2 separate regions of the Homo sapiens genome follow, and region 1 is linked to region 2. A link is an interaction called in ENCODE POLR2A ChIA-PET data of the cell type or tissue named here. Cell type or tissue: A673. All regions are shown on one strand. Links, peaks and the distances in the headings refer to the core of each region. The heading gives the core; the rest is flanking DNA.

Region 1 (14,988 bases), core at 4,239-12,238, 490 kb after region 2:
AGGAGTTCAAGACCTGCCTGGGGCCAACATGGTGAAACTCCGTCTCTACTAAAAATACAAAAATTAGCTGGGTGTGGTGGCGGGTGCTTGTAGTCCCAGCTACTCAGGAGGTTGAGGCAGGAGGATCAGTTGAACCCAGGAGGCGGAGGTTGCAGTGAGCCAAGATTGTGCCATTGCACTCCAGCCTGGGCAACAGAGCGAGAGTCTTAAAAAAAAAAAAAAAAAAAAAAAAAAAGAAGAAGAAGAAGAAGAAGAAAGAAGGCCCTAGCAAGAAGAAGAAGAAAGAAAGCCCTAGCCCTGGGGCTCCAGTGTCCGTCTTCGAAGGGCTGTGGCCTTCATCCGGCCTCCCCTTCATCCGGCCTCAAGCTCCTCCCTGGCTTTTCCTCTCCTCTGCCCTCCACCTCCCGAGGCTCATCCCCGCAGCCTGGGGGAGCTTCCTCCTTTCCGCCCTTGGTGGAGCAGAAATTCTTGCTGGGCTCCTTCCCCCGCACCGGGAGAGCTGTGAGGAGTGGCCTTGCTGTTTCCATCTTCTTTCTTCTGCACTGACCGTTCCCCCTTCCCAACTGGACAGCAGCATCCCAGAGGCAGGACGGTGGCTCCTTCTAAACCTTGGTGCCCCCAGCTATGCCCAGTATGGGGTCTCTGGCATGAAGTCCGGTGCAATAAAGGGTGAGCAGTTCTCCTTACCCGCCTTCCCATGTCCACCTCTGGTCAGTGGGCTGTGCTGGTCCAGGAAGCCAGGGATTTTTGGCTTCTGAGATGCAGTCTCCACCACTCCACATGTTTTTTTTGGTTTTTGGTTTGTTTTAAGACAGAGTCGCGTTCTGTCGCCCAGGCTGGAAGGCAGTGGCACGATCACGGCTTACTGCAACCTCTGCCTCCTAGGCTCAAGCGATCCTCCCACCTCAGCCTCCCAAGTATCTGGGACTACAGGTGCATGCCACCACACCTGGATAATTTTTATATTTTTTGGTAAAGATGGGGTTTCGAATTCCTGGGCTCAAGTGATCCACCCACCTTGGCCTCCCAAAGTGCTAGGGCTACAGGCGTGAGCCACTGTGCCCTGCCAAATTCCAAACGTTTCTTGACAGCGTTAGTGAAATTCACGTTCCTGCACCTCAGTTTGCTCATCTGTAAAATGGGAGTGATGTTGGTACCCCGTTTTCAGGATCGACATGAGGATGAATACTTGCATATAGGAAACAGAAGAAATGTATTGATAGATAAATATAGTGAACATAAATTCGAATACAGGAACAGGAAGTTGTGGAGGTGATGGAGCCTGCCTCTCCCTTGCCCTTTGCTGAGGTCCAGGCACACACAGTAGGGGCTTTGTTGATGTTTGTGTGTAGCCGATGTTCTTTTGCTTCCTGGGGGCTTGTCTGCAAAAGTTGCAGGGGGCAGGGTGGAGGGCAGCTAGTCAACCATCAGATCAGACTGCGGGAGGGGCGAGCGTGAGCGAGCAGCTGCTGGGTGCTCTCAGGGCAACCTCGCGGCTTCCGAGTCCCCGGCCCCGCGCGGGTAAAGGGGCACCGAAGGCACCTTGCAGACCGCGCCCTGCACTCCCTGACCCTCGGCCTTGCGCGGGGCCCATTCCAGTCACCGCCACCGGGGGCCGCCATTGCGCCGCGGACGGCCCCGCTCCTCCGGGGAGCCGCAGAGCCGCCTCCCTCCCGGGCCCTCTCTTCGCCGCTCTGGGACGGTGTCCCTGCGGCCGCTAGAATTCTCTTCTGAATCTCCACTGCCCCAGCCAGATGTCATCCTGATAATCAGACCTACGGGAGATCGGACCGTTTACTTTTTCTTTTTCTTTTCTTTTCTTTTTTTTTTGAGACCGAGTTTTGCTCTTATTGCCCAGGCTGGAGTGCAGTGGCGTGATCTTGGCTCACTGCAACCTCCACCTCCCGGGTTCAAGCGATTCTCCTGCCTCAGTCTCCCGAGTAGCTGGAATTACAGGTGCATACCACAACTCCTGGCTAATTTTTGTATTTTTAGTAGAGATAGGGGGTTTCATGATGTTGGCCAGCTGGTCTCGAACTCCTGACCTCAGGTGATCCGCCCTTCTCGGCCTCCCAAAGTGCTGGGATTACAGGGATGAGCCACCGTGCCCGGCCCGGACTGTTTTCTTAGATCCTCACTTGAAGATCCTAGCAGTCTGCTTTGGAGATGGACATCGCGGGCCTCACTGGGGAAGACACTGCGCTCTGGGAGACACAGCTCCTAGGGGCAGGTGCCCCTCCCACCTTAGTCCCCACCAGACCCGCCCCTGCCTCCTCCACCCCATTAGGCTGAGGCTGATCAGAGGGGCCCTGGCCCACTGCCCGGGTCCCTGCTCAGAGGCCCCACACAACTCATGGGGAGAAGGAGACATGGGCCCAGTGACAGGTTACCCGGCTCTGATGGGAAAAGCGAGGTCTTGGAGCCCTGCCTGTTCTGGGTGCTTCTGTTTGTCAGCCTGCTTGGGCCTGGGCTGTCCCCCGAGTCTCAGGCTCCTCATCTGGGCTGGCATTGGGGCCCAGGCTTCAGCCAGGTCTAGACTCCCCACCAGCCACTCAGGCAACAGTCACTCCACTTGGGACCCCAGGAACCACAGGGCAGGACAGCTGACAAGGAAGGGGGCCCCCACTTCACCCCGAACCTGCCTTGAGCCTCCCATGCCTGGTGGGGACCCCACCAACCCCAGTGTCTGGGGAAGGCAGGACTCTGAGACAGGTGGGGCTCCCAGCCCCGGCAGGTGTCGGTGGCAGGGAAAACTCAAGGCCTGGCACCGATACCATCATTCTCGGTCTTCCCCAAAGTAAGGTGAGTATACGTGGTGCCGATGAGTCAGGTCCATGCCCAGGTATGCATTAAAATTTCCCTGGGAAAAAATAGAGAGTGTAATTTGGCAGGCTCTGGGGAGATTTTAGAGGTGCCTGCACTTCACTTACGTCTTTCCACTGCCTGGTCAACATAGTGAAACCCCGTCTCTAGCAAAAATACAAAAATTAGCAGGGTGTGGTGGTGGATGCCTTTAATCCCAGCTACTTGGGAGGCTGAGGCAGCAGAATCACTTGAACCCAGGGGGCAGAGGTTGCAGTGAGCCAAGACTGCACCATTGCCCTCCAGCCTGGGCTACACAGTGAGACTCCATCTCAAAAAAAAAAAACAAGGCTTAAAAAAATTTTTTTAAACAGCCTCACCCATATGACTTCTTTTAACCTTAATCACCTCTTCAAAGGTCATATCTTTAAGTACAGTTATACTTTGAGGTACACTGGAGGTTAAGTTTTTAACATATAAATTTTAGGGACACAATTCAGGCACATATGACTGTGTATACAGACACCTATACACACACACACATATATATACACATACACGGTTTTTGAAAAAAAGAAACTCAAACTGAAGAAAAGGTTATAGTAGAAGTTCTCCTTCCTACCCCGTCCCCAGTCCTCTAATTCCTGTCCCCAGAACTACCCACAGTTTTATTGTTTTCTATACTTCTTTCCAGAGAGGTTCTCTGCATATATAAGCATGCATATATATATATATCTTTTTTAAATTATTATTTTGAGATGGGGCCTCACTCTGTCACCCAGACTGGAATGCAGTGGCACTGTCATAGCTCACTGCAGCCTTGAACTCCTGGACTCAAGGAATCCTCCCACTTCACTTCCCAAGAAGCTAGAACTACAGGCATGAGTCACCACACCTGGCTGATGTTTACATTTTTTTGTAGAGATGACATCTTGCTGTATTGCCCAGGCTGGTCTCAAACTCCTGGCCTCAAGTGATCCTCCCACCTCGGCCTCCCAAAGTGGTACATGCTCTTTTAAATGACAAATTATATTATACTATAGACTGTGTCCTGAATTTACTTCTTCTACTCCACAATATACCTTCAATAACAAACCAACTGTGAAATTGCCAAGACTCAATATAACAAAGGTTTATTTATCCACTGTTCTCCTCCAAGTCCAGCACAGGTCACTGGGGGTTCTGCTCCACGTGGTCACGCAGGGACCCAGGCCTAGAAGGTTCACCAGGTTGTGACACAGTCATTGCAACCTCTTCCACGTGGCTTGGTAGAGAAACAGAGAGTGTGAAGAATTCACAACTGGTTTTTGGTTCCCTTTTTACATAGACATTTCAAACATACCCAAGTGTAGATAGTGTAAACAGACCCCCATATACCAATACCCAGCCTCAGCAAGGATCAATATTTCACTGTTCTTGTTCCAACAATGACCTCATTCCCCACGCCCACCATTTTTGCTGAGTCATTTCACCTGTACATACTTCAGTGCATATCTAACAGATACAGAGTTTTTTTACATAACCATAATACATGATCCCACCTAGCCAATTAACAATATAATTCAGTTTCCAGACCATTTCCATTTGTTTCAACAGTTAAAAACTGTCTTTTTAAAGTGTTTTTTTTTAAACAGCCTCACTCATAAGACTTCATTTAACTTTAATCACCTTTCAAAGGTAATATCTTCAAGCACAGTCATACTCTGAGGTGTACTAGAGGTCAAGTTTTTAACATGTGATTTTTGGGTACACAATTCAGTCGTGTGTGTATACACACACACACACACACACACACACACGGTTTTGGAAAAAACAAACTCAAACTGAAGAAAAAGGTTATAGTAAAAGTTCTCCTTCCTACCCTGTCTCCAGTCCTCTAATTCCTGTCCCCAGAAGCACCCACAGTTTTATCGTTTTCTATACTTGCTTCCAGAGAGGTTATCTGCATATATAAGCATACATATGTATATGCCTTTTTTTTCTTTTTTTTTTTGAGATGGGGCCTCACTCTGTCACCCAGACTGGAATGCAGTGGCACTGTCATAGCTCACTGCAGCCTTGAACTCCTGGACTCAAGGAATCCTCCCACTTCACTTCCCAAGAAGCTAGAACTACAGGCATGCGCCACCACACCTGGCTGATATTTACATTTTTTGTAGAGATGACATCTCGCTATATTGCCCAGGCTGGTCTCGAACTCCTGGCCTCAAGTGATCCTCCCATCTCAGCTTCCCAAAATGGTACACACCCTTTTAAATGACAAATTATATTACATTATAGTTGGTGTCCTGAATTTACTTCTTCTACTCCACAATATACCTTCAATAACAAACCAACTGTGAAATTGCCAAGACTCAATATAACAAAGGTTTGTTAATCCACTGTTCTCCTCCAAGTCCAGCACAGGTCACTGGAGGTTCTGCTCCATGTGGTCATGCAGGGACCCAAGCCTAGAAGGTTCACCAGGTTGTGACACAGTCACTGCAACCTCTTCCACATGGCTTGGTAGAGAAAGAGGGAGTGTGAAGAATCCACATTTGGCTTTTGGTTTTCTTTTCAGTTTCTATTATAGACATTTCAAACATACCCAAGTGTAGGTAGTGTAAACAGACCCCCATATACCAATACCCAGCCTCAGCAAGGATCAATATTTCACTGTTCTTGTTCCAACAATGACCTCATTCCCCACCCCCACCTTTTCTTGCTGAATCATTTCACCTGCAGATACTTCAGTGCATATCTAACAGATACAGATTTTTTACGTAACCATAATACATGATCCCCCTAGCAAATTAACGATATAATTCAGTACCCAGACCATTTCCGTTTATTTCAATAGTTAAAAACTGTCTTTTTAAAGTTTTTTTTAACAGCCTCACCCATATGACCTCATTTAACCTTAATCAACTCTTCAAAGGTCATATCTCCAAGTACAGTCATACTTTGAGGTGCACTGGAGGTTTTTTTTTTTTTTGAGACGGAGTTTTACTCTTGTTGCCCAGGCTGGAGTGCAATGGCGGGATTTTAGCTCACTGCAACTTCTGCCTCCTGGGTTCAAGTGGTTCTCCTGCCTCAGCCTCCCAAGCAGCTGGGATTACAGGCATGCGCCATTATGCTGGGTTAATTTTTTTGTATTTAGTAGAGACGGGCTTTTACCATGTTAGTCAGGGTGGTCTCGAACTCCTGACCTTAGGTGATCCACCCGCCTTGGCCTCCCAAAGTGCTGGGATTACAGACATGAGCCACAGTGCCTGGCTAAGTTTTTAACATATGAGTTTTGGGGCCACAATTCAGTCACTTATGTGTGTGTATACACACCTATACACACACACACACACACATATGGTTTTTGAAAAAAGAAATTCATACTGAAGAAAAGGGTTACAACTAAGAGAGAAGGTTTTGCACCTATTTTGTTGAGCTGAAAACCAAACAAGGCCCATGTGTTGAGTTGCTGGCTCTGTCTCCTGGGTCTCTTTATTTTCGACTTCAGTGATGAGAATGCACAGGAGGAGAGTGGCTCAGAGAGGACACGAAGGGGAAACCTGAACTGTGAGAGGTTTACAGGGAAGAATGAAAGTGGGTGACGCTTTGCCTTAAGCCATAAATGAAGGCAAGGGAGATCAAGCAGGCAGTCTTGACGTTAGCGGGGAAGTGAAAAAGAAGATGGAAGAAAGAAAGGAAGGGCCAGGGAGGAAGGGAAGGTGGGAGGGACAGTGGGTAGGATGGGGTAGAAGGAAGGTATCAACTTTCACACATCATTATCAAGAACAAGGAAAATTTCAACTTCAGTGTGAATAAACAATCATCGACAAATGCGGAGATTAATGAGATGACAGAATGATTAATAAATTGTTGGATAAGGGTTTTAAAGCAGCCATCATAAAAATGCTTCAACTGCAATTATGAATTCCCTTGAAACAAACGAACGCATTAAAAATCTCAGCTGTCGGCCAGGCACGGTGGCTCACACCTGTAATCCCAGCACTTTGTGAGGCTGAGGCAGGTGGATCACTTGAGCTCAGGAGTTCGAGATCAGCCTGGGCAGAATAGTGAGACCCTGTCTCTACAAAAAATACAAAAATTAGCCAGGCATAGTGGCATGTGCCTGTAGTTCCAGCTACTCGTACTAGAGAGGCTGAGGTGGGAGGATACCTTGAGCCCAGGAGGCAGAGGTTGCAGTGAGCTGTGATCAGCCACTGCACTCCAGCCTGGGTGACAGAGCTAGGCCCTATCTCAAAAAAAAAAAAAAAATCTTAGCTGTGAAAACTGATCTTACAAACTGGATTATTCTTGTCATACCCAACTAAACAAAGTCCAGAAGCCCGGGGGGAAAAGCACTCCTGATACATAACAGTATTTCAAAAATGTAATTCTCTGCAAGCCTGGTTGCTGAAACTGCCTGCTATAACCTGAAATCAGTTTTACCCAATAGCTGCTGATGCAACCTGCTGCAACCCTAAGACTAGGTTTACTCACCGCCCTTGCTCACCAATCAGAGCTTGCCAGCTCCCCAAAACCTCCTTCATGCCAATGAACTTTCTTGAAGAGCAATAGGTAATATTTCTCCTTTTTACAAAACCTTTAACCTTCCCTTTGTTTTCTGGACATATTGAAGACTCCCTAGTCTGTATGTGTGCCCCAAATTGCAATTCTTTCTTCCTAAATAAAATGTTTTAATTTCAGAGATTTTTCTCTATGTTTTACTGGATTTTGACACAGCAAAGAAATGGAAGTTATGGAAAAGAACCAAATGGAGAATTTAGGATTGAAAAATACAGCCAGGCATGGTGGCCCATGCTTGTAATCCCAGCACTTTGGGAGGCTGAGGTGGGTGGATCATGAGGTCAGGAGATCAAGACCACCCTGGCCAACATGGTGAAACCCTGTCTCTACTAAAAATACAACAATTAGCCGGGCATGGTGGTGCACACCTGTAGTCCCAGCTACTCGGGATGCTGAGGCAGAAGAATCACTTGAATCTGGGAGGTGGAGGTTGCAGTGAGCCGAGATCGTGGCACTGCACTCCAGCCTGGTGACAAAGCAAGACTCCGTCTCAAAAACAACAACAATCACACACACACACAAAAACCCAATAACAATAACAACAACAAAACCTTTCTGGATGGGCTCAACAGTCAAGTAGAGATGAGGGGGATGAAGTCAGTGAACTTGAGAACAGAGTGATCAAAAAAAATGCAGCAGTGCAGAAGTTGTGGTAATGAACCACAGGGAGAAAGCAGACCAGAAAGAAAATGAGCAGTCCCAGGGCCTATGGAACAACAGCAAAACAGTGAAAATTCCTATCATGGGAGTCTCAGAAGGAGAAGATAGAAGAGTGGGGCTGAAAAAGTAGCCAGAAAAATAGAGGCTGAAAACTTCCCCAATTTGGTGAAAGACATAAACCTACAAATTCAAGAAGCTGAACCAACCCCAAATAGGAACAAAACAAAGAAATACATGGCAAGACACATCATAGTTAAACTTATGAAAACTTAAGACAAACTCTCAAAAATGCTCAGAGAGAAATGACCCTTTACTCATAGGGAACACCAGTTGGAACAACAGTGGATTTCTCATTGGAAATCATGGAAGCTAGAGGAAGTGGCACATCTTTCAAATACGTAGAAAGCAGGGAAGGGGGAAGAACTTTCTGAAAATATCCTTCAGGGTTGAAGAGAAAATTCAGATATTCTCAGATGAAGGAAAACTAAGAGAAGTTGTTGCTAGCAAACTTATTGTTTAAAAAATGGTTGAAGGGGGCTGGGCATGGTGGCTCACGCCTGTAATCCCAGCACTCTGGGAGGCCGAGGGAGGTGGATCACGAGGTCAGGAGTTCAAGACCAGCCTGGCCAAGATAGTGAAACCTCATCTGTACAAAAAAAATACAAAAATTAGCCAAGCTCAGTGGCAGGCACTTGTAATCCCAGCTACTCAGGAGGCTGAGGCAGGAGAATCGCTTGAACCCAGGGAGCGGAGGTTGCAGTGAACTGAGATCACGCCATCGCACTCCAGCCTGAAGGGTTGGGTGCAGTGGCTCATGCCTGCAATCCCAGTAGTTTAGGAGGTCAAGGTGGAAGGATCGCTTGATTCCAGGAGTTCAAGACCAGCTTGGGAAACATAGGGAAACCTCATCTCTGAACAAAATTAGCCAGGCATGGTAGTATGTGCCTGTGGCCCCAGCTACTCTGGAGGATAAGGTGGGAGGATCTCTTGAGCCCAGGAATGCAGAGACTGTAGTGAGCTGAGATTGTGCCACTGCACTCCAGCCTGGGTGACACAGTGAGACTCCATCTTAAAAAAAAAAAAAAAAAAAAGAAAAGAAAAGAAAAGAAAATGTTCAAAGGAAGTTCTCTAAATAGGCTTTGAAGTTCAGAAAGGAAAGAAGAATATCGGACTGATTAAAAATAGGGGTAAAAATACAAGATTGTCCTTCTTACGCATTTTAACAATCATCTTTGATGCCTGACACCAAAAATCATGGCATCTGATGTGGTGCCCAATATAGGCAGAGGAAAGACTTAATGATAATTTAAAAGTGGAGAGAGAAAGAGACCTAAGTAAAGGTAACGCTCTTGCATTTCACTCAAAATGTTGAGCTGTTGATAGCCTCAGACCGTGGTGCCTTATGCAGGCAGTCATGTATGTACACAACCATGCAATGCTAACAATGGGGTACGTCCTCAGAAATGCATCGCTGGGTGATTTCACCATTGTGCGAACATTATAGAGTGTGCTCGCACAACCCTAGATGGTGTCGCCTGCTGCACACCTGGGCTATGTGGTACAGCTGATTGCTCCTAGGCTATACACCTGCACAGCACGGTACTGCTCTGAACACTGCAGGCAAAGGTTGCACAATGGTAAGTATTTGTGTATCTAAACATATCTAAAAACATAGAAAAGGCATAGTAAAAATATGGAGTTTTAATGTTATGGGACCACCATTGTATATGTGGTCCACCGTTAACTGAAACATCATTATGGGGCGCATGGCTGTATTGTAAAACTCAGTGTCTGTCTGTCTGTCTCTCTTTCTTTGCCTCTAGTGGCAAAAGGTACACCTTCTCTCCTCGCTCCCCTAATTGAGGTTCCTTTTTGGTCACCTTGACAGTGGGGGAGGGAGTATGAGACTAAGGCAGGCAGGATGCTGTCTCATGTCCTCCATAACTGAATGGACAATTTCTGCATCTGGGTGGCCCTGCCCCACCCACTCCCTCTCCTCTTTGGTCTTGTAGAACATTTTTGGCTGTCATTTCCCAATCCAAAGAGGGAAGGTCGCCCAGTGGATAGTGAACTGTAGGAACCTGGGGGAATACCTGTGCCGTGGGTTTTCCTCTGGGGAAATGTCTCTCCCCTTCTTAGTCCTAGCATCCCACGAGGGCTGATTTTTCCCCGGGCTACAGAAGGGGACACAGCCCAGCTGGTCAGAGCCTCCTGTGCCCAGTTGGGACGAACAAGGGACACAGGAAGGATCCCTGAGACCCAGTCTGGGGCTCTTGCTGGAGTTGTTGGTAAGAGAAGAGAATTGTCCATCATCTCGGCTGAGGCTGCTGGGGCCATCTTGTCACTACAAAGGGAAAAGATGCTTGAAAATGGACAGACAGACAGATGATGCCTGGTGTGGTGCCGGTTCCCAGGTCCCGCATGCCTAAAGCCCGGCACCTCCTGGCCTTCTCAGTAAAGGTGAGCCAATAAGTTCCCTTGTTTTTCCTACCTCAAGTCAGTTTGAGTTGTGTTTTCTGTCACCTGCGACCACAAGAGTCCTAATGCCGGGGTGGCGGGTTCCAGCCCCCTCCTTGGTTAAGAGGCCTTTCCCAGCCCCTGGGCACTTTGCCAGAATCCCCAGGAGTCAACAGGCCTTGAGGCGACGAAAAGGTTCTCGCTTTACAGATGGAGAAACAGGCCCGAAGAAAGAGTGGGATTCACTCAAGGCCTCCCTGTCCCTGGGATCTTTTGAATTCCATTTTGGAGTCTCACCAGCAGAGAGTCTTGTTCAACGGAAACAGTTTTTTGCTCCAGTCTTCTCTCATTTTTAACTCCATGTCCGTGGTGTGGGCCTAAAGCTCGGCTTGCCAGACAAAACACAGGACACCCGATTTGATTTGAATTTGAAATCAGCAATGAATAACTTTTTAGTATACATATGTTCCAAATATTGCATGGGACACATTCCTACTGAAGAAATGCATTGCTCACCTGAAATTCAAATGTAGCTCAGATGCTGTATTTTTATGTATTTGGCAACGCTATCTAAAGCAGGGAGAGGGGATGCAGGAAGAGGGCAAGGCTACCTCTTTATGAGGAGTAGGGGAAGAGTCGGGGTAGGGTGGATGCTAAGATGCAGCCTCAGAAAAATAATCTTCCCCATCTCCTGCCAGAATGCCCGCATCACCCACGGTCTGTCATCAGGGTTTTGCAGCTGCCAGGTCAGTAAAAATGTGGCCTGGAGAGCAAACATATTAACCATCAACAGTCTAGTGTGAATTAGTTTACGTACATTCACTTGTTATCCTCAGCTGTGCAGAAGGGAGAAGACTCCAGAGAGGGAGGTGCTGATAAGCCTCTTTCTTCATTTTCTCCCTGAAGTGCTGGTCTTCAGAGCACAAAGGATGGAATTTGAACTGGTTCCCTGCACACTAGAACCACAGGGGAGATTTTTTTTTTTTTTTGAGAAGGAGTCTTGCTCTGCCGCCCCGGCTGGAGGGCAGTGGTGCAATCTCGGCTCACTGCAAGCTCTGCCTCCCGGGTTCATGCCATTCTCCTGCCTCAGCCTCCCAAGTAGCTGGGACCACAGGCGCCTGCCACCATGCCTGGCTAATTTTTTGTATTTTTAGTAGAGATGGGGTTTCACTGTGTTAGCCAGGATGTTCTCAATCTCCTGACCTCATGATTCACCCACCTCGGCCTCCCAAAGTGCTGGGATTATAGGTGTGAGCCACCGCACCCGGCCCACAGGGGAGCTTTTAAAAAATCCCAGTGTCCAGACCACACCCATTCCCATTAAATCACAATCTCAGCTGGGCACGGTGGCTCATACCTATAATCTCAGCACTTTGGGAGGTTAAGGCAGGAGGACCTCTGGAGCCCAAGAGATCGAGACCAGCCTGTGCAACATAGCAAGACCCCATTGCTACAAATTAAAAAAAAAAAAATGAGCTGGGCATGGGTCTGTGGTCCCAGCTACTTGAGAGGCTGAGGCAGCAGGATCCCTTGAGCCCAGGAGGTCAAGACTGCAGTGATCAGTGATTGTGCACTGTACTCCAGCCTGGATGACAGAGTGAGACTGTCTAAAAAAAAAGAAAAAGAAAGAAAGAAAGAAAGAAAGAAAGAAAGAAAGAAAGAAAGAAAGAAAGAAAGAAAGAAAGAAAGACAAAAAACTCAGAATCTCCATGAGTGGTTTCCAGCTATCATCTTTTTTTCAATGTGCAGCCAAATTTGAGATCCAGTGGACATAATAGCTCAGGACACATGGTTCTATCCTTGGTGAGGTTTGCTGTGGATAGGCAGCCGGCTCTGTGCCAGGAATCCCGCAGACATCATTTCACTGGATTTCTGTATAGCCCTACCATGCAGACCCTGTTAACCTCATGTCCGCAGAAGGATGCAGGCTCAGAGGGGTGATGTGACTTACTCAAGGTCACACAGCAATCAAAGGGCCCTGCCCACAGCCCCTGAGCTGCCTCCAGGCTGTGTGGCTCCAGGAGAGTGCCTTTCCTGTCTGGCGCCTGCCACGGGTAGAGAAGGCTGTGTCCACAAGCATCATCCAGCCCTGCCTGTCAGCTCTCTAATCAGCATGGTTACATGACAAGGACACCAAAGAGTGAGAGGGGCATCTTGATTGGCAGATGGAGACAGGGAACGCCCCAAGGGTTAACTCTAGATGTCCTGGGCATGTCATCAGTGAGAATGACAAGTGGAGGTCCCTTTTACTGGAGAGCAGGGAGGCTTCACCTGAAATAGCCTTCGTAGACTTGAACAACGACATTACCCCCCTCGCTGCCAACGTAAGCACCTGGGAACTACTGCCCTGAGTGACCCAACCCTCCTCCCCGACTCCCTCCACCATCCCTAATCCCTGGCAAATGCTCATTTGGAATCATGTTTCATGCACACGTTGGTGTCCGGTTGCACCTGCTCCTCCTTGCACTCAGGATGTGGCCCACATCTGGTCACCCTGACCGCTAATTCTTGCCTTCCCAGCCTGCCGTGCAGCTGGGGCTGGCCTGGTCCTGTGACGCAAACCTGGTTCTTAGGATGTAGCCGGAATTTGCTGAAAGGTTCTAAGGAAGTTTTGGCTTTCTTGATGAGAGAGGCCCAGCCCGAAATGATTCCCTCTCCCTGAGTACAGGGCGCTCAGCTGAAGCCACAGCAGCCCTGGCGAGACGAGGCCCCAGCAGGACAGGGACACCAAGGGAATCACACAGGGCACAGCCCAGGCATCGCTGGGTCACTGGGTCCCTCTGGATTTGTGGCTGGACAAAAAGAAATCCTATTTGCTCCGGTCAGTGGTCCTCCGTTAAGGGTGATCTTGCCTCCTAAGAACATGCAACAACTTCTGGAGGTATTTTGGTTGTCACAACTTGAGGGTTTCTACAGGCATCTAATGGTGGGGGGTGGGGGGGGCACTGTTAAATGCAGGAACGTCTTTCCCCAGGGAAGAGTGCTGAGGGCGAGAGGCCCTCACTTAGGCCGCTGTTCCTTGGTGTTTGTTTCCTGCAGCCAAAAACACTCCTGGCAGAGAGGCCGCCCTAACCACTGAGACTGCTAGAGAGAAGGTGGACTGAGGAAGCCAAGCCCCTAGGCATGAGGAAAGGGCAGGACAGCAGGGCCCAAACCAGCCTCCACCACTAGAGCTGGCTGGCCCAAACCCGCTAACTTCCCACCCGAGCTTTTGGTGTCCAGGGCAGACACACCGAGGGTTTCCTCCCGTGGACGGTGCTGCCCCCCACCAGCCCCTTCCCCACCCTCCCTAACATTCTAGGCGGATAATAGAATGCACCTTTTGATACAAACAAACTCCATTTTAATATACAAAACAAACCTCACTTACATACATAAATATAATTTGGGGGCATAAATAATGTAAGAAAATAAGAGATGTACATATCAAAATAAATTACTCATAAATATCATGTTGGAAAACCAAGTGCTGGGGAAAGGGTTCTAGGTCTTCCCCCGCTGCTTCCACACAGCAAGTTATTGACAAGACTTGGGGTCTTCAAATCTTTTCTTTTCCTGATTTTTGAACAAGAAGTGCAGGTTGACATAAGGTGGGGGGCCTGGGAGGCCCCAATCCATGGGGAGGCATGTGAGGTGGGCAGAGGGCTGGTGGGCTGGGAGATGGAAGCAGGTGACACCGGGACAGCAAGTTATTCTCAGGACAGCATCCATGACAGAACTGGCCTCAGGGGGAATTCTCAAGTTGTCCCAGGGCTGGAGTGGGGCTCCAGGCTTCCCCTACTCCTGAAGCCTGGTGGGCCATGCCTGCTCCAGTCAGTTCTGGCCTGGAGGGATTTGGGAAGGGCAAATGGTCCCTGGAAGTAGAGATATAGATCAATTCCCACATGGGGTTGAGTGAAATTTACCTGCTGTTTTACAGAGTGGATCACCTGTTCCTGAAATTAAAACTACTGCCTGTCTTCTGGCTGCTCCTGGGGAAGTGATGAGAAAAAATTAGAGAATTTCAGCTTGACATAAGAATTTTTCCAAAGGAAGTGAGTTCCCCATCGATGGAGGTATTCAAGCAGAACTGAGACAGTGCAGCAGCTTGTCCAGCAACCTCGAGGGAGCAGAATGGGGGCCCAGGCAGCAGCTGGGCAAGCTACAGGCTTACAATGTTATGATCAGACAAGTCTATTGGCTAGAAACTGGCACTGCCAATGGAAAACTCTGAATATGTACAACTTCTAGATGTTTCTTCCTAAAGCTAAACAGAACGTGGACTCAGGACTGTTCTTGTAGAAGCACGTCCCCCACGCTGCAGGTACCACAGCCCCTGGCAGCAGTGAAGAGGCCCGGGCATGGTCTCAGTTACTTCTCAAAGCTGGGACTCCTCACGGCCTCCAGTCCGGTGACAAGCCCAAATGGGTCCATGCTGTCGGTCTCCAGGGGCGAAGAGAACATGTCAGATTCCAAGTGGCCCCTGAGGTCCTCAGGCTCCTCTGGGACCATGGGCAGCATGGG
Region 2 (14,988 bases), core at 2,387-10,386:
TCCAATGGCACCGGGACTCTGAGTGTCAGATTTTACAGCCGGACCTGCCCTAGGAAATGCCCAAATCTGAGCTGACATCCTCGCTTGAGCTGGGGGCACAGGCGGAGTTTTCTGGAGGAAGGGCATCAGCTCAGGAGGACAAGGGGTGAGCCCTGGATTTGTCTTTTCTCTGCAAAGAGACTTGCCCTGGGAGAACCCCCACACCATAAGCTGAAAGCAGTGGATGAGCGCAGCAAGGGCTCTCTCATCCTGGGGAGGAGCAGTAGCTAATGGGTGTGCGTGTGTCCGTGTGTGTGTGTGTGCATATGTGTGTGTGCATATGTGCATGTGTGTTTTTGTAGGCATGTATATGTGCACATGTGTGTGGCTATACATGCGTGCACACACACATACACTGCAAATGTGTTCATGTTGTGTGTGCGTTTGTGTGCACACACGTGTGTCTGGGCAGGTGTACATACCTGCATGTGTACACAAGTGTATTTGTGTGTGCATGCCCATGTCTGTCCCATGTCTGTGCACATGTGTGCATACGTGTTTGGCGGGGTGCATACTTGTGCCAGGCACTTTGCTGGGGATTTTTGCAAACGTCATTCATGTGACTTATGATCTGCTGGGAACAGGCATTGCTATCTTGACCACAGATGAGGACACAGACCCCTGAAAGGCACATGACTTGACTATACCTCCTCAAACTCCTCAGACCCCAAGGTGGGTCTGCAAGACCTCACAACTTGGGCCTTTTCTACTGTCCACTCATCTGCAGGCTGTGTCCTTCCTCAGCCTGCTGGCTCTGGGATCTGGGAATGTGCCTTGGTCGGCTGGGTCTTTGAGACTGTTCTAGGCCCTAGGGGAGAAGCAGACACAGTCTCTGCCCTTGTCCTGCAAAGGGGAAGGGAACATGGAGGGCAGAAGTGGCTCCTCTAGGTGGCAGGGAAGGTGGTAGGGGAGTCCAGAGGAGGCCCATGTCCTGCTCTCAGGGGCCAGGGAATGCTTCCCGGGAGAATGATGTCCAAAGCCAGGCTGCAGGTTGAGCCAGCGTGAGGCAGGTGAGAGAGGCCTGGAGAAGTCCCTAGCTGTAGAGAAGGTGCCCGCAGCCCTGAGGGAGCCAGGGGTTACCTGGGGGGAGGTCTGAGGCTCACCAAGGTTGGGTGCTTGCTGTCACCTGCTTCATTGCGGAGCCATACATGGAGCTGCGGAGTTCAAGGTTGGCTTCTCAGACACCTAAGGCAGCCTCACAGCTGAGCCAGTCTGGGGAGGAGGACCACCTAGGGGCCTGGCAGGTGGTCCAAGTGGCTCCTCAACTGGAACTATGCCCTGCCTTGCCCTGGTTCCCTGTGCTGGGGTGACTCTGTGCTCAAGCCTATGATAATCGTCTCTCTGCCTGCCTCTGGTGTCCCTGGTCCTCCTTGTACTGCAGGAGCTTGTGCAGGGCAGGGTGAGTGGCGGGGACTTGACTCTCACAGTCCCTAGCTCTACTGGCTCTGAGATTTCAGCCAACCTCCCCTCCATGAGCTGCGCTGTCCTCATCTGTAAAGTGGGGGGATTGGCAGAAAGCCACGGACAGTTTCCCACAGTGCCCTGCCCATCAAGCAGGCCATATTCAGACAGTGCTGTCATTTCACCGAATGGAGGACTCCCTCTCACCCCCTCTGGCTGGCATTTCACCAAACCGAGGGTTCCCTCTCACCCCCTCTGGCTGGCATTTCACTGAGCAGGGGGCCCCCTCTCACCCTCAGGCAGACCTGTCATTGCACCCAGCCTTTCTCTCTCCTGATGTGCAACACCAGGCTGGGCCGGCGCTGACCACCCTGGACATGGCAGTGTGGACGGTAACAGAGCCGGTGACCCGCCCTCCGTCGGGGCGCCTTCCCTGGCGGCTCTTGCTCCTGCCGTCTTGAGTTCAACCTCCCAAGAGGGGCTCTGGTGGGTCCAGGTAGTTCTTCTCCCCGCTGTGTGTGGCTTTTGCTCCTGATGGTTTCAGGCTGTCGGTGCCCCGGGGGTTGGTGTTTTCCCCCCAGCTCCTGGTCTCTAAGCTGAACTAGGTCCAGGCTCTGTGAACACTGCCCAGTCCCTGTGGCAGCTCCATCAGGGGCCTCTGAGCGTGGCAGGCACCCATGCACTGTGGGCGTTTTCTTTGAGATGCTGCCTGCCCGTTGCGAGCTGCTGGCCTAAGCTCCTCACTGAGACTGCCTGGCATTCGGAGGACGACCACAGGGGTGTGAGCTGCCCCGGGGTGCATTCGCGTCAAAGAGGTTGAGGTGGAACCAGCTGCGACCCTCAGCAGCAGCAAGTGGCCACTTTGGGGACCCTGTGGGTTTTGAGTCAGAGGAAAACAGAGTTTAAGCCTTTTCCCATTTGTCCTGAGAGTACTCACCAGGGGCTTGCGACTGCAGTGTTTACCCCGAGATAACTCCGCCACGAAATAGCTCGATTTTATTATTATTTTTGCATCGCTCTAGTATATTGACTTTGGAAACAAAAGACGTCATATCCTACTCATAGCATTCTGTTTCTAGTAGCGGCATTTCCATTTACAAAATAGAGTCATTCTCGATCGCTGAAAATGTCACATCCTAGAAAACACAGAATTCCTACGCGTGGTTGTTCTCGGATGTTTGTTGGCCAAAGATTGATTTGACGAATCCGTTTTTTCCAAAATAGACGATTCTGATGATTCACGCGAGTCTGATGTTAGTTCTGTTTAGAAATGACTCCAAGAACAGTTTTTATGTTTTATTTTCTCATTGAAAAGCAGTCAGATTTGCTTCAGCCTCAAGAAGTGTGTTTATGTAAAATTAAATGAGTGCTGGCTTCGAGCCGCACTTTTTTTTCCCCCTAAACAAGAAAAGGGTTAAAACTGGAAGAACCTTAGAAATGACCCCTCAATGCACAGATGCTGACACAGAGGCCCAGAAAGAAGGGTGTTTTTGGGGTCCCTGGGAAGCTGGGGCTCTGCTGCCCTCAGGACATGGAGCGGGAATACTCAGCCCAGGGCACCCTGGCCTTTTCTCTCTGGGCTCCCGGGTGAGTGTTCAGGACAGCAGCCAGGTCATGACTGATGATTTTCTAGGGACCTCTACTTTGCTCATTTAGAATCACTGTGACCCTATGGGGTGGGGGGCACCGGAGATGTTTGTTCCGTTTTACAGTCAGTAAAACTGAGGCCCAGAAGGAGCCAGGATGTGCTCGAGGTTGCACCTGAGGCCAGGGCACAGCAGTGTCCAGGGTTCTTTTAGAAACGTTGCCCTTGGTCTGAGTCCTAGGCGCGTGGGTCCAAAGGGATCTCAGGTGGGAGGATGGTGCTGGGGGGTGGGGCCCACCCAGCACCTCTCAGGGAGGCCCGGACTCATGGCTGCCCGGGGCTGGGTGGAGGAGCTCTGTTCCTCTGGGTCTGTGCAGGCAGGAGCAGAGGTCATCTCCTCCCTGAGTGAACAGGCCTTGACGGTTGTGTCATGGGGCCCCGTTGGGGGGACACTGTTTAATCTGACTGGCATGAGTAGATTTCAACGGGTCCAAGTCTGACTGCTGTGGGGTGCCTGGGAGCGGGGCTGGGTGTGCACGGCGGAGGCCCCAGATACCATCCTGCCTGGAGATGCAAGGTGGGAAGGTGTGGCAGAGTCCTCATGGCCTTGGCGGGCTCGGGTGGCAGGGGGGACCTCCATCTCCACCCTGCTCTGTTTGACCTGGGCTGCTTACTGGAGGGTGGAGGGAGAGCAGCAGGGCCTTGGAGGGACTTAGTGAATGACCAGCAGAAGGAGTGGCTTCCGATGGCACAGGCGTCCAGGGCAGATGGTTCCGGCCCGCTTACGGTGGGTGAGACACGCAGAGGAAATACCCTCAGAGCTAAACCCTGGCTCCTGGGTCAGCCACGGAGTTTCTTCAAGCCCCAGCTTCTGTATCTGGAAAGGGGGTGAGGAGATGACCTTTCTTGAGTAAGTCAGTGCTGGAGAAGCTGTTCGTGTTCGCTGAGGGTCAGCTTTTGTCGGCGCAAGAATCAGACCTGGCCATGTTGCGGGGCACTCACTCAGCCAGTCTGGTTGGGAAACCTGCCTTGACCTTGGCTGGAGCGAACCCCTCTCCCAGACAGTGATTCATCGGGGGATGTGGTGTTGAGGAAGGGGTGGTGAACACGTGCTATTGAAGGGACGCTGTTTTTCTCCCCCCGCCCCCGGGGTTTCGTCACTGGCCTGGGAAAAGGCTGAATTTGGAGCCCTGTGGGCCGTGCACTTGGTGAGGACTGGTGGGTGGGGTGTGTCCCGGCTGCCAAGGGAGGAAGGCACACCGTCCTCTTTTCCTCTTTTCCTGAGGCCTCGTGGTGGTCATGACAGTAGCAGGGCCGATGACAGCTCACACGGCCAGCAGTGTGGGCTCCTCACTCAAAGCTCAAACATGAGGCACAGGCGAGCTTGGTCACCTGGCAACTTGCTCAGGGTCACATGTCTGCTCAGCCATGGCCGGGACTCCAATCTGCCTCGCGTCCTCTCCTGCTCCTTCTGGGCCACGCTGCGCAGGGAGAAGGACCCCGGCTGGGTGGAAGCCCTTGGACTCCCTGCCTCAGTTTACCCATCATGTCTTTTGACCTAACCATAGCGACCTTTGGCGCTTATGTATAAAGCTCGCTCTCTTGGCTGCGTCACCAGGCCTGGGTTCCAGAGAGCCCTCCCTCCCCATGGGCCCAAGGAAGGGCCTGGAGTGAGGTGGCCAGCCGCAGCTTGGCTGGGATGGTATGGTGGTCCATAAGGCCTCGTGGGCTGTCCAGCTCCAGCCAGCCAGCCTCGGTGAAGCCAGCCGACTTGGCGGCAGTCTCCAGCACTTTGAGACGTTTGTCCCCCTCCTGCCCCCGTCCAGCTATGACAAGTGGGCTTTCAGTAGATATGACAGCCTCTGGTGGGGGGTCCCTGGCCCCTGTCCATGTCTCTACACTTGACTTGCTCGGAGTTCACTGGCCCGAAATAATGTTCCCAATGCAAGTCGGCGGACGGAACATTCGGAGTGGACGGTTTGCTTCCCCCCCACTTTTTAATACATTAAACATGCGTTACTGGAGTTCTACCCGATTCCTCTGACAGCTGTGAAAAAATAAAGAAAATTCAGTTTGAACTTAAAAAGCTCGGGCTTAATTTATGTCCCGCACCTTTGTCTGCTGGGTCCTTTTTCCTCTTCCGATGGAAAGGCCCCAGGGAGCGGGCGACAGAGGCTCGGCCACCCCACGTGGCCCCTCAGTGCCCGGGCCTTAATAGGGGCGCCCAGTGGCCAACACGGAGGGGAGTTTTCAGATGGAAATCGGACAAAACAATGCAATCATCTGTCTCGCAATCTGTTTTGAAGGGGAAAGAAAGAGCGGGCAGAGAGGAGAGAGTCGTTTTCTACTAGGGGAGGCTTCATTCAGAGAGTTTTATAGGAGAAGACAGATGTCATGAATACTGATGTGGAGAGCCTGGGTCTGGCAGAGTTTTTTTAATTTTCTGAGTTGTAAAGACAAAGTGTTTTAATAACACAGGGAAACACATGTTGATGGGTGGGTCTTTAGCTCATTCTGATTTCTCTAACTCCCTCTCTTTCTCCTCCTTTCTTTCCGTCTTTCTGCCTGCCTGCCTGCCTGCCTGCCTGCCTGCCTGCCTTCCTTCCTTCCTTCCTTCCTTCCTTCCTTCCTTCCTTCCTTCCTTCCTTCCTTCCTTCCTTCCTCCCTCCCTCCCTCCCTCCCTCCCTCCCTTCCTTCCTTTTTTTGAGACAGGGTCTCGCTCTGTGGTCCAGGCTGGAGTGCAGGGGTGCAATCTCTGTTCACTGCAACCTCTGCCTCCTGGGTTCCAGCGATTCTCTTGCCACAGCCTCCTGAGTAGCTGGGACCACAGGCGCCCATCGTCACGCCCAGCTAATTTTTTTGTAGTTTTAGTAGAGATGGAGTTTTGCCATTTTGCCCAGGCCGGTAACAAACTCCTGGCCTCAAGTGATCCACACACCTCGGCCTCCCAAAGTGTTGAGATTACAGGTGTGAGTCACCATGCCCGGCCTCTCCTTTTTTCTTCTTCTTTCTTTCCTTTCTCCTCCTTTTCCTTTTATCACCCTGTCTCCCTCTGTCTGTCTCTTTCTCCCTGTTTCTTCTCTTGGCCTGTTATGGGGTTCGGGAGCCACACAAAACATTTCCTTCTGTGCCCTTTCACGGCCCACCTTCCTGGTTGAGAGAAGGAATCTGCTCTTCTGAAGCACTGTGCTTCCATCTGAATGGCACAGCATTTCCGAGTTTGGGGACAGAATGTATTGAGCTAAAAGAGGTGTTTGCTCATGCACTCACTCTACAATGGGGGCGGGAAAAACAGGTGAATCAAGTGTGGGGCCTGCCTGTCCGTCAGGAGCTGCTGGTCAGACAAATATGAACGTGGACACAACCTGCTGGGAGGCGTCTCTGCTTTTGGCTCTCTGGGCAGTGGGGCACGTGTGCCCATAAGGCAGGTGCTGTCCCTGGTCTTGGAACTTCTTATGAAACCAGCCTGCCCGGCACCTCCTGCCATCCCTGTGAGGTGATGGGACAGGTGCTAAGCCTGCCCTTGGACAGATAAGAAAACTGCAGCCCCAGGCACAGAGGCACAAGCTGAGAGGTGACGTCAGGACTGAACTGTGAGCCTGGGAGTCCAAATCTAGGCTCACCCAGTCTTTCTGGCTCCAGTGAGGGCCCGCCACTGTCATCCGACGGATGGCATGTGTGATTTTTGGCACACGCCTGTGCAGGTGACTCCCACAGGTGCCCCGGAGGGAGGCGCTGCTGTGATGTTCATGCTACATGCAGGAAACAGAGAGGTTGAGTGACTTGCCCACAGCCCCACAGCTCCTACCTAGTGAAGCCTGGTTTGAGGCCACACCTGCCTTACTAGTTTTATTATTTATTTATTTTTTGAGACTGAGTTTCACTCTGCTGCCCAGGCTGGAGTGCAGTGGCGCAGTCTCGGCTCACTGCAGCCTCCGCCTCCGGGGTTCAAGAGATTCTGCTGCCTCAGCCTCCAGAGTAGCTGGGACTACAGGCGCCAGCCACCACACCCAGCTAATTTTTTGTGTTTTTAATAGAGACGGGGTTTCACCATGTTGACCAGGCTGGTCTTGAACTCCTGACCTCTGGTGATCTGCCTGCCTTGGCCTCCCAAAGTGCTAAGATTACCTGTGTGGGCCATCATGACCAGCCACTATTATTTTTTAAATTGTGGTAAAATATAACATAATATTTATCATTCTAGCCAGTTGTGAGTGTACAACTCTGTGGCATTTCATCCATTCATGATGAGGTATAGCCACTGCTGCTCCCTATACCCAAACATTTCCAGAGTCCTCAGCAAAACCTGGGTACCCATTAAACAGCAACTCCTCCCAGCCCCTGGTAACCTCTGTTCTTCTTTCTGTGTCTGTGGATTTGACTTCTCTGGGCACCTCATGTGAGCGGAATTGTACGGCATGTGTGTCTTCATGTCTGGCTTATCTCACCCAGCAAATGTCGTCTAGCTTCATCTGTGTTGTAGTGTGTGTCTGAGCTTCCTTCCTTCTTAAGGCTCAATACTATTCCAATGTGTGAAGAGACCACATTTCGTTTATCTGTTCATCTGTTTGGTGACTGAGCTCCCTCCATGCTCTCCAACAATAATCATGCTCCTCCACAGACAGGTGTCTTGGCTGATGGTGTCAGAGACCCCCTGGCAAGCCGCTGCTATGGGAGGGGTCTTCTCCCTCTCATGCCACCCAAGGAGACTCTGTGGGGTCCCTGCAGACCCCGCAGCATGGTCAGGGGCTCTGACTGGAGGCTGTTCCCTCCAACAGGACTCAGCAGTCAGGGTCTCCCAGGGAACCCCTGTATGCAGACTCTGGGAAGACAGGTGGATCAGGTGTGGGGACTGTCTGTCCCTCAGGAGCTGCTGGTTGAATGAATGCGACTGTCTCCTGCTGGGACACGCCTCTGCCTCAGGCTCTGGGCAGTGGGGGACGTGTGCCCCTAAAGAAGGTACAACCCCCGGTCTTGGTGCCTGGAGTCATAAGATCCATAGACACAGGGCAAGAGGGGCTTCCTGGGCACCCGCCGTGTGCAGGCTCTGCGTGAGGCACAGGGTTCGGGACTCAGTGGTGAATAAACTGCCATCCCCTTGTGGGGAAGAAGGGCAGGTGCACCTAGCTTACGCGTTCACTTGACAAGCAAGTATTGAGTGCCTTCTGTATACAGGTCTGCAGCTGGTGCTGGGGGCCGGCCTTTGGATCTGGTGTCCACCCCCTGACCTGGGCCCAGGCCCTCCCCATCGTCCTCTGCCGTAGGAGGTATCAGAGAGCAAGTACCTTCCTTAGTCACACCCATCACGTACATAGTGGATGTGCCTCTTTTTCGGGGCAGGGGGTAATCTTAATCACCAAGCAATTACTAAATGCCGACCATGTTCTCAGGCTTGGCAGAGGTGGGTGCTTGTTACCCCAAGGGACAACCACTTCCCTCCATGCTCCCCACCCCACCCAAGACCCTTCTCCACTCCACTCCTGACTGCCGCCTCCCACCTCTGCCCTGGGTCGCTGTCTTTATTGTCTTCCTCAACATCTTCCATGGGAAAGGCCAATGGCTTGAAACAGGATTGACGAGACACCCGGGGCCTGCTCCACACCCGTGGGCTCCTGGGCGTGCACCCAAGAGCCTCCACCCCTGAATGGCTGGCATCCAGGTGGGCTTCCCATAAGGAGCCCCCTTCTGCGGGCCTGGGAGGGTGGGGAGCCTGTGGCGAGGTGGCGGGGAAGAGAAAGGGCACAGGTGCCCCCTCACTCCGAGCCTATCGGATCCCGGAGACTTGCAGGCTATAGACCTAGAGGTCCAGCCAGGAGGGCTGGCAGGGACCATGAAGCAGGAGACGTCAGGGCAGAGAGAATGCCTTTTAGAGCCAGATAAATTCTTACTTCCCCTTTCCCAGCTGCGTGACCCTGGGAAACTTCAACACTCCGTGTCTCAGTCCTCTCATCTGTAAAATGAATCTGATGAGAACTGTGTAAGAATAGAGGTGTGTGGAGAGCTCTCTGGTGCCAGGCTCATGGCAAGACTGTGGTGACACCAGCCATCGGAAGGCAGGGAGGCTCCTCTGTGGACAGCTGGATGCACAGGTGCGTAGCAGGAGCTCAGGAGGGTGTGCCCGCGGAGTCGCAGGTAAGGGAGCCACTCCAGATTGCAGAGCTTGGCTTGGAGGTGTCGCCTCAGGAGGGTCTTCCATTGCCTGGAGACCCCACATAGGCCCTCTTCTTCCTTCAAACACAGCCCCCAACCTCTCTGCAGGGAAGTCCTCCCTGACCTTCCAAACCAGGGCAGACCCTTGTCTGGGCTCCGTCGGCCTGGACATGGTGCCATTTCCCACTAGTGGGGCAGAAGCCTGTCTACTTCAGTCTCCCTTGTGTCCCCAAGCAATGGGGACTTGAGCATAAACGTTCATGAGTGACACATTTATATTGATAGGCAGGGCCACACTGTGGGAGGAGCTGGTGGCCTGAGAACCCCTGTGAACAGCAGGGTGACACGTGGCCTCTGGTGATCCCTTTTGGGAAACGTCTGAGAGTCTGAGGCTGTCAGGCCCCTGACGCTGACTCATGGCTGGGACAACCTTGAGAGAGTCACTGCTCTATTTCCCCATCTGTCAGCCAGGGGCTTGGCATGGGTGTTCTCTGTGGGTCCTTCCAGCACTGAGGTTCTGAGGTCATTGTTGCAGGGGTAGACGACTCTGGGGTGGCAGGTGGGGCTGCCGTAATCTTGGGGGAATGAGCTTTGCTTTAGGTGAGGCTGTGCAGAGGCATCTGTGTCGAAGGAGACCAAGGCCTGCTCTGCTTGCCTCCCTGCAGCTGGCTGGGCTCCTTGCTCTCCAAGGTTCCTGGACTTTCCTCCAGACCCGAGTGCAAGCTCCCTGTGGCTTCCACCCACCGCTCACAGGAGTCTCTGCAGCCACCAGACCCAGAGCCCAGACACCATCCACTGTCGGGGAGAGGCACGTGTCCACAGCTTCCTGGAATGCAAGGCTGCATGTGGCCAGGGCTGCTGCCCGCTGAGGGGCAAGTGCATGCCTGGAGACCACAGTAAGGAGCCAGTCTCATGCTCTGGGAGTTTAGATAAGGCTTCATGCCCCTTGGAGCCAAACCTCTGAATTCCATGGAGTTGTTGGGTCAAAGAGCTTGCCTAGGTCTGAGTTGTGGATACCTGTTGTCAATGAGCTCTCCACAAAGGGGTTACCATGATAGGTCCCACCACCTGTACCTCTCCTCTCCAAATTTCACCACTGTTCTTTCACACCTTTGCCAATTTGGTAAGTGCAAAATGATATTTTAGTTGTCTATGCTTACACTGATTGGAGGAATGCTTTAAGTTTGATTATTGGTAAGTGAAACATTTTGTTACCTGTATTTACTGATCCCACTTTCCTTTTATGAATGTCCCAGTTACATCTTTTGTCCATTTTTCTATTATTGTGTTTCTTGTTCTTACTGATTTGTAAGAGCTCTTTGTATATTCAGGTTATGAAGAGGGTCAAGGTTTATTCATGAATGACATTTCTCTTTTCTGAAGGGGGCAAATGGAGCATTTACTCCTTTCTCAAAGTGAGCTGATATTTGAATTTATTATTGTCTATTTTTCCATACTCTGTTTTACACTTTTCTTTGCACTTTGTAGCTGTCTGGGCACAGATGCCACCGAGAGAGCTAGAAAAAGTCACAAGGAGATCTTGGTCTCAGAGCAAAGGGCCCGCATGTAACGGCTTTGTAGGTCCCAGTGTGCAGGAGAGGATGTCTGAGTTCATGCTCTGGGTGCTTTCCCTGGCCGGCAGATGACAGGGAAGGAGCAAGCCCCAGTCCCTCCCCAACACACACAGCCCCTGCCCCCGACCAAACACGAAGTCACTTCTTTGGGGACAAGCAGATTTTTCAAACAAAGTTTGCCAAATATGCACATTTTTTTTTTTTCTCCAGGGCAGATGCAAACGGTCTTTTCAAATCAGTTTGGAGGAAAATAAATGAGCCCACGCTGAGGCTTCAATAAATCTTTGCGTAGCCACAAGGGTGAGTTTTGGGCCCGATGAAGGGCCCAGTGTGTGGCTTATGAATGATGCCCAGTGACGGCTCTGCTGCCCCCGCCTTCCCCTCTTCCCCTCCTCCGTCCCCCAACCCAATTTAAACTTGGACATTAATGTTTTAAGACAAAGGGACCTTTGGGCATTTCTCCCCCTTGTGGAGGAAGTCTCTCCGGTGAATTATTTGTCGTGGCTGTGCTCGGCGTGTGATGGGGGCTCGTGTCTCCGAGCCAGGGCCTGTCTCCAGGAGATGATCCATGTGCCGCCCTCCTGCCCTGGGGGCTCCAGGACCCCCAGCCCCAGATGCAGACAGGACTGTGGTCCCCCGAGGGGATTATTCCTCCCTGCCTGCCATCCCTGCTGGATCCTGGATCGTGCTGGCAGCAACCCAGTGTGGCTCACATAGACATCGCCTCTTGATGGGTCTCCCTGCCTTAGTCCCCATCCATTCTCCAAAGTGGGGGTGGCCGAAGGATGGCGTGAGAGGCTCTGAGCCTGCCTTTCCCCTGAATATCCCTGGATCAAGCCCAAAGCCTTAGCTTAGCATCCTGGTGACATCTCTGCTCTCATCTCCCTTCCTCTCCCTGGTGTGGACACTGCACCCACCACCAGCTCTGAGCACATGGCCCATTGGCTCTGCAGGGGCCCTCCTCTCTGTCTGCAGTGGCCACCTTGCCACCAGGCCCACCTGAAGGAACCGTGCCTCTCTTTACGGACTGACCCCAAGGTTTGCCCATGCTTGGAGGTCTGTCTGACTTTGCTTTCCTGATGCCTGGCAGTGGACCACCATGCCCACTTGTCGGTGGCTGTGTAGCTCATACTCACTCCATCTGGCAGTTTCCACCCACCGAGGACCACTCAAGTTTGCCCCACTCCATGTCTGCTGTTGGGAGGGGATGGTGCATCCCACAAGCAACAGGAGCCACGGAGCTGGGGGCTGGGGCTGTCAGCCTGGATGGGCCAGGAGGGGACCTTGCTGTGCCTAGTGGAAGAGTAGGTGGTCCCCTACTGGCTCCAGGCCGCTGGGTGGGTCACTTGCCCATCCCTGCCTGGGTGTCTATAGTGGGTGTTCCCGCCAAAATTCATGTCCCCCTGGAACCTCAGAATGTAACCTTATTTGAAAATAGGGTCTTTGCAGATATAGTTAAGTAAGGATCTTGAGATGTGGTCATCCTATATTGGGGGAGGGGACAGTAAATACAATAAATGTCCTTGGGAAAGACAAAAGAAAAGACCCAGCCACAAAGAAGAAGGCCATGTGGAGACAGAGGCAGGGATGGGGGTGATGTGGCTACAAGGCGTGGAACTCAGAGCCCCCAGAAGCTGAAGGAGGCGGGAAGTTTCCTCCCAAGAGCTGCCAGGGGTGGGGCGGGGCAGAGGTGGCATGCGGAATGCTCTGCCCACACTGGATGTATGAATCTGTTCTCATGCTGCTAGTAAAGACATACCTGAGACTGGGTAATTTATAAAGAAAAAGAGGTTTAATGGACTCACTGTCCCACGGGGCTGGAGAGGCCTTATAATCATGGTGGAAGGCAAAGGAGATGCAAAGTCGTGTCTTACGTGGCGGCAGGCAAGTGAGAGAGAGCATGTGCAGGGGAATTCCCCTGTATAAAACCATCAGGTCTCGTGAAACTTACTCACCAACACAAGAGCACAGGAAAGACCCATCCTCATGATTCAGTTACCTCCCACTAGGTCTCTCCCAGGACATGTGGGGATTATGGGAGCTACAATTCAAGATTTGGGTGGGGATACAGCCAAACTGTATCACTTGATTTCAGGATCCTGGCCTCCAGGAGTGTGAGAGGGCAAATTTCTGTTGTTTTAAGCCACCTGGTTTGTGGCAATCTCTTCCAGCAGCCCCAGGAAATGAACACAGGGTCCATTGCCAACAGTCCTAAAATCATTTTTGAAGGAAGCATTTCTCAATTTCCAGGTTTCCTTCAAGTAGAGCAGGTCCTTTCCACTGCTGCCACCCAGAGCACTCGTCTGTGAGCCCAGAGAGCTTCAGGCACCATCTCCTCTGCCCTTACAGCTGCCCTGGAAGAGAGAGGCCCATGTTGCCCCCTCTTCATGGACCAAAAAATTGAGCCCCAGAGAGATAGGCACATGATCAAGGCTTCAGAGCTTGACCACTTGGGCTGACTCCCTGTGACTTGGGCCAGGCCACAGGGGGAAGCAGCAGACAGGCTGTCTATATTCACAGAATCTGGTTTTGTGGCTCCACACACTGCTTGTACCTGGGTGGGAGCTGGTAGACTTCACTGCTACCAGAATGTTCACCCAGGAGGCAGTCAGAATGCATTGAATGAATGACTGCCTGACTATGAAGGAATGAATTGATGATGCAGCCAGTCTGGCAAACTCCAGGGATGACGATCACTTTTACCATTTGGACCAACCAACCAATCGGTTAAATTACCATTCAGCCAACCAACCAACCAACCAACTAACCAACCAACCAACCAATCAATCGGTTAAATAACCAACCAACCAACCAACCAACCAACCAACCAACCAACCAACCAACCAACCAATCAACCAACCAACCAACCAATCAACTAACCAATCAGCCAACCAATTCAATAAGCAACTAACTAAACAACCTAACAACCAACTAACTAATTAACCAATTAAATAACCAACTAACCAACCAACCAATTAAATAACCAACTAACCAATTCAATAGCCAATCAATTGATCAATTAACAAACTCATCTCTCCCTCCCTACCTTTCTGCCTTAATGGGAGTGGCTCTTGTTCCCCTTGCAGGGCTCCCAGTCCATAAGTGCCTTTGGCATACTCCATTTGGGAAGTGGACAGCTCATCTCATTTTCTAAGAACACCTCTGGATTATGCCCCTTGGTGATGTAGCCACCTTCCACTCAGTGATGGTCAACATCTGGAGGTGTAAATAGAATACAGATGAATCCAGACTTGGAGCAGGCCATGGGGTATTCTTAAAGACTCCATGTGTGTCTTGGAGTAGCCCATGTCATATTCAGAATCACAGCTGGGGCTCCAAATCCCACTGGCCTACCCATTAATCTATCACTGTAGACTAGTGGTAGAATTGGTGACCAGATATTCTAGTCTGGGATATGATCTTGGGATCTTAAGAGAACTTTCTGCACTTCAAGGTCCAGTTTCTTCACCCAGAGAAGGGGCTGCCAGGTATACCACGAGATGAGAGTTCCTCCACAGGGGGACACAATTGCAGCAGAGATGGCCAAGGGCAGGAACTCCTACTATCCTCATTTATATATGAGGCAAACAAGACTTGGAGAATTCAAGTGACTTGCTCAAGGTAATGCAGCCAGCCTCAAAGAAAGGGAGCCGAGATTAAAACCCTGGCCCACATGCTCCAGAGCTGGGAGGCTTTTCTGTAGGCCCATCAGGAGATAAGTTATGTCTCCTGGCTGAAGGCCACCTTCCACCTCCCAGCCCCCAAGCCAATTGCATCAGACATAAAGATTTGTTTCAGGGTGTCTTGTTGGTTTTCCAGCTCCAACCTGGCTCAGGATCTCCTTTTGTTTTTTGGACTCATTCCCAGTGCAGAGGTGCCTGGGCTATTAATAGCAGAGGAATCTGGGCTCCATCACCAGCCTTTCCATCCATCCATCCATCCATCCATCCATCCATCCATCCATCCATCCATCAGTCCATCTCATATCTATTTGTCTCCAACATCTGGTTTAGTATAAACATCGATAGAATGAACAAATGCACCAGTGGGCCTTGTGTTGGACACTTTCTGTGTCCTGCCTCAAATCATCTCCACCTTCCTTACTGCAGCCCTTCTGCTGACAGCTGGCTGCATGGGGGCAAAAATCTGACAACACCCACTCCTGCTGCCACAGTCTGTCCTTTCTGCTCTGGGGTTCTCTGCTGCAGTGCCTTTGGGAGCTTCTCAGCCATCTGACTC

Evidence for each region. Peaks named below come from ENCODE experiments on the same cell type or tissue, not always from the same donor. Only the 100,000 strongest peaks of a DNase experiment are listed, where the experiment ranks them.
Region 1: POLR2A ChIA-PET joins it to region 2 with 13 read pairs; 1 of 35 experiments calls an interaction of 5 or more read pairs at or near these places.

The regions. Positions count from the first base shown.
Region 1 is chr11:69,684,427-69,699,414 of GRCh38, forward strand. It overlaps FGF19 (fibroblast growth factor 19), which reads right to left. Exons shown (of 3, transcript NM_005117.3): 3 at 13,812-14,988. The coding sequence ends at 14,836. Among named protein-coding and RNA genes, the nearest start is that of FGF19, 12 kb to the right of the region's middle. RefSeq lists silencers at 1,484-1,733, 1,506-1,676, 14,855-14,988 and an enhancer at 4,134-5,333. In A673, for the core only: no CTCF peak of the experiment used is centred there; DNase peaks (open chromatin) are centred at 7,254 and 10,652.
Region 2 is chr11:69,200,961-69,215,948 of GRCh38, forward strand. No RefSeq gene overlaps it. Among named protein-coding and RNA genes, the nearest start is that of SMIM38, 53 kb to the left of the region's middle. RefSeq lists enhancers at 6,111-6,611, 6,612-7,112, 7,494-7,995, 7,996-8,495. In A673, for the core only: no CTCF peak of the experiment used is centred there; DNase peaks (open chromatin) are centred at 5,461 and 5,801; H3K27ac peaks cover 5,436 bases.